Linked DNA regions of Homo sapiens: region 1 is linked to region 2. Evidence: read pairs that join two places in POLR2A ChIA-PET (ENCODE). Cell type or tissue: PC-9. All regions are shown on one strand.

Region 1 (2,500 bases), 250 kb before region 2:
ATTTTGTATATAATAAATGCTTATTGTTGAATGTTGAATGGCTGGATTAAATATTTTTAAGTTAAAACATGTCATATTTTCATTAATATTTTAGTCTGTCAACTATGACCCTAAAATTTTATTTAAAAATTACTTTTAGAAATTAAACTATATGTCCAGCTAAGATTAAAAAAGTAACCTGAGCAAGTATAATTTGAAGAAGGTTATTATGACCTAAATTTAGATTCATGAAACTTCATATATATTCTTAACTCATTAATACATGCTGTATCCGGGCAAGAGTGGCCAATGCTGAAAAATTGTAATTTAAAAAAAATTGAAAAGATTCAGGATAACTAAATTGTAATTTCAGTTGTACAAATACATAGTTGTTTGCTAAAAGGTATAAAATGACCTCTCATATACCTCCCAAGTTATGATTTGAGAGGGGATATTTATTAACTATTACTAGTGAGAATGTGCCACTTGGATGAAATAATTTTATTATGTAGATATTGACAGACTGGTCAATGAAGTACCACTGGAGTGCTGCCAGACACAATGGAAATACTCCAAATGATGAGTGTAGCATTGTAAAACACCAGAAGATGCAAGATGTGGACACTTACTGTCCAAAAGAGTTATTGTAGGTAACTCAGATTTAAGTCCCATCTTCTAAAAGAAGAAGAAATACAGGATGAAAATTGAGAAAAACATTTATTGAGCAACTCTTTATATCAACTGCTCTATTAGATGCTTTAGATAATAATAACAACATACACATATAGCCATTGTCGTGGGCCAGGCAGGTTTCTAAGCACCTTATATACACTTAGTTTCTAAAATATCTTTGTAGAGTTAAATGACACCAGGAAGATATGAAAAGGAAAATTCAGAATATGAGAAATTGTGCCCAACCATGACCTACCTTTTGACAAATAAAGGGCAAAAAAAAAAAAAATTAAAAGGAGGGGACAAGTGTCTATAAATTAAGACTCAAGAGGCATATTAACCAAATGCAATTAAAGTCTTTGATTATAATTCTAAGAAATCAAATGAAAAGAAAAAAAGACATTTTAATGCTGACTATTAGAGGATATTAAGAAGTTTTTGCTAGCTTTGTTAGGAATTGCGGTAGACAGAATTCCAAAATGACCCCATAGGTCCAGCCTCTGGTGCACATGACCTGTGTAATTTCTTCATAACTATGGGTAAGACCTGTGAATATGACGAAATATCACTTGCATGATTAGGTTATGTTAGACAGCAAGATGACGGGATTTTGAAAACAAAAGAAGAGTCCCCATCTGTTGATTTTGAGTTAATCTAAAGAAAGATTATCCCAAGTAGGTCTGGCTTAATCAGATGTAAGTCCATGAAAGAGGGTTGAGGCCTTTCCTGAAGAGAGAGATAACTCCTGTTGCCTTTAAAGAATTCAGCTTCCATGTTTCGGGAGGGTGTACAAGAGTGACACGTGGTAAATGCATGCAGAGGCCTCCCGAAGCTTAGAGGAGTCATAGCTGAAAGCCAGAAGGAAAGCAGTAACCTGTACCCTACAACCACAAATAATTGTGCCAACACCGTAAGAGAGAGCTTGGAAGAGGAACCTCAGCTCTCGAAAGATGGGTGGTCTGGCCAACATCTACACTGCATTGCCTGTGAGACCCTGAGCAGAGGACTTAATTAAACGTGCCCTGACTCCCAACTCGTGGGAACTGTGAGGTAACAAGTATATGTTGTAAAACTGCCAACTGTGTGGTAATTTGTTATATATCAATCAAAAACAAATGCAGGAGTTATAGTGAGATTGTGATTGTGTTAAGCAAAACGAGCCTTTAGCTATAAGATTCACATATTGAAGTATTTAAATATTCAATGGTATAATATCTAGTCACTACTTTAATATAATCTAGTTTGAGGGAGTGATGATGGTGGAGATACAGATGGAAAATATTGATTATGTATTGATAATTATTGGTGCTGTTTTAAAGGTACAAGAAGATTTATTATACAATTCTCTCTACTTTCATGTATATTTATGTAATAAAAATTTAAGTATATAATAAAAAATAAAATCCTATTGAGTAGGTGTCATTATCACCCCCAATTTACAGATGAAGAAATTGAGGTACATAGGGATTATTTAACTTTATATATTGATATAGCATATAAATATCAGAACTGAAACTCTAACTCTGTTAGCTTAGTTCTATAGCCTATGTTCTTATCCACTGCACTATACTGCCTCCACACTGTATTACCGTATTGGAGTTCTCCATAGCCACAACCAATGGCATTTACATATATGTATATATGTGTGTATATATGTATATATATACATATATATACACACACACACACATATATATACACATATAGAGAGAGATTTAAGGTATTGTCTCATATAATTGTGGGGGCAGGCAAGTCCAAAACGCACAGAATAGGCCAACAGGATGAAAACCCAGGAAAAATTAATATTATATCTTCAGTCTGAAGGAAGTCTGGAGGTCAAAATTCCTCT
Region 2 (2,500 bases):
GCATTCAAATAAAAGCACAGCAAGGTATCCTTAAGGCACTAATCTGCTCGTCAGCAAAATTTGTATGAAAGGGCTGTACAAGGTTTTTTCTTTAAAAAAATTTCTTAGTTGTTATTTCAGCAAAATAAATAACTTATGGTAATCCGGAATTCTATTTCATAACAGCAAGTATTTTAAGCCTCTAATATATTTAATAGGCTTTCCAAAATCAAACTTCAGTTTCAAAATTGTCTTTTCTGACACCTGGCTTTTCAGATACTTCAGAGGGCCCCTGGAGTGTTCAGAAAAGAAAGGTAAACAGGATTATGTGACACGTTTAGGTACATGGGATTGCCAAAATGGTATTCAGTCTTCTTTAGGTCATATTTTGGTGAATAATACTAATATGTGTTCCAAAATTGTATGGAATTTCTAAAATTCTAATGTCTAAAGAATATCCTATCAATCATAATTAAAGTTGTTAAGTTATTGTAAACTACAGAGATAACAAAACTTTGTCAATTGTGTTTCTAACTGTAACTACCCTGGACATATTGTTATTCACAGACAATTGTTGTTTTAATCTTTTTCAAAAGATGGTTTATAATAAGCTAGAGAACTTTTACAAGTGCTCTCAGATACAGGTTTCTCATACCTTTGGGGATTGTGACATTGGAATAAAGGAAAAATGTACAGAACTCATGAAGAGCTAAAATGTTCATAAATATCAAGCAAAATAAGGGTTAACTGGGTGAACTCAAAAAAATGAAGCAATCTTTCTCAATTTTGCTTGGATATTGCTGATCCTTGTTTTGTTTTTTAGAGTCAAGAAAACATATTTTGAACTATTTATAGCCTTTAATCATTGAGTAGAGTATACTCCTGTGAACAAAATTTGGAGTATATTTGCTTCTCTCTGCCTGGTTCCTGTAGAATTTGGAAATTATCTGTGAGTATTCTTAACTTACAGCAATATACTTGTTTGCATCAGTGCAGTAAAAATCCATTTTCTTTTGCAACAGGATGCAATTGGAGTAACTGGTTGTTTTACCAAGGCTTTGACTGGAAGGGTATGCTTCTCTTTAAGGAGTCAAGCTCAACTTGCAGAGCCAATAAAAGTCCCTTGGGGAAGGCCGGGCGTGGTGGCTCACACCTGTAATCCCAGCACTCTGGGAGGCCAAGGCGGGCGGATCACCTGAGGTTGGGAGTTTGAGACCAGCCTGACAAACATGGAGAAACCCCATCTCCACTAAAAATACAAAATTGGCCATGTATGGTGACACATGCCTGTAGTCCCAGCTACTCGGGAGACTGAGGCAAGAGAATTGCTTGAAGCCGGGAGGCAGCGGTTGCGGTGAGCCAAGATTGTGCCATTGCACTCCAGCCTGGACAACAAGAGTGAGACTCTCTCAAAAAAAAAAAAAAAAAAAAAAAAAAAAAAAAGTCCCTTGAGGAAACTGGTCTCAGAGCCTTGTCTATGCAGTTCCTGTACAGGGTTCATGACCTGTGATCAGTAAAGAATGTCACTTTCTAACAGGCCCAGGAGCTCCAAGTTTATCTTGGAACCTTAAGACAAGAGGATTACCCAACTCACAGGTATTTGAGGATACAAATACATGTCTGGGCGTGGCTTTAAAAGATCTTATTTGAGATTACTTGTGGAACAGCATTCCATCAAAGCCAATCAAAAGGCCTATGTAGAAATAATTATTTTTGCTGCACTTTATGCAAATAATCAGGCCAAGTATAAGACTAAATTCAATTTTGCAAACAACTGAGTCCTATCATGATTTGTGTTTTTAACAAAAATGAGGACTGGAGAGAGAGAAATTATGTTTCAAAATTTATCATACATTTGTCTTAAAATTCTAAACTCATTAGTTGTTTTTCAGTTTTTGCCTACATTTTCAGACTAACCCTGCTTGTTCCTGTGAACCAACCAGTGATCTCTGTGTGCAGCTCAGAAAGAACAAACAGGATGGGTAATGTAGAAATCTGGATCAATATTCTAGTTCTGAGCAATTATCCTGCAAATCCTACCAGGTGATGGGAATAAATAGGTTGCCCATCACTCAGAGGGTTTTTCTGGGGGGGAGGTGGGGGAAAGTAAGACCAAGGGAGCTAACCAAAGCCAAGCAACATGCACCCAAATCCTAGGAAGCATAACTATAGCCACCAGTTATCTAGGCATGTCACTGGACATCCTTTTCTCTCCCTTGTTGGAAGAGGACTCAATTCCACAGCTTCACTTTAGCATTTGGTTTATGATAAGGAGTCCATGCAACCCACTCCAAGATGCATTTTTGTCCCAAACTTAATTCCAAGTTTTGAGTCAAAGGCCTAGGAAAGAAAACTGGATCTGAGGGATCCAGAGGCAGATGATAACGGAAGTCAAAAGACATAGTGCAGGTGAGTGTGGCTGATTCCTGCCAATTAAGCCAAGCTTCCAGTTTCATGGATAAAGGCTACGCTAGTATCCATGGCATAAATGAGGTCTAGGGAATCCAAAGGCTACTGACAG

What was found. ChIA-PET counts read pairs that join two places held together with the same protein. Peaks named below come from ENCODE experiments on the same cell type or tissue, not always from the same donor. Only the 100,000 strongest peaks of a DNase experiment are listed, where the experiment ranks them.
Region 1: POLR2A ChIA-PET joins it to region 2 with 5 read pairs; 2 of 35 experiments call an interaction of 5 or more read pairs at or near these places.

What each region holds. Positions count from the first base shown.
Region 1 is chr12:9,889,488-9,891,987 of GRCh38, reverse strand. All of the region lies in intron 3 of KLRF2 (killer cell lectin like receptor F2), which reads right to left. It also overlaps a transcript of CLEC2A not described here. Among named protein-coding and RNA genes, the nearest start is that of KLRF2, 9.2 kb to the right of the region's middle. In PC-9, no CTCF peak of the experiment used is centred here; no DNase peak of the experiment used is centred here.
Region 2 is chr12:9,637,770-9,640,269 of GRCh38, reverse strand. It overlaps the pseudogene LOC374443. Among named protein-coding and RNA genes, the nearest start is that of CLEC2D, 31 kb to the left of the region's middle. In PC-9, no CTCF peak of the experiment used is centred here; a DNase peak (open chromatin) is centred at 1,549; H3K27ac peaks cover 1,238 bases.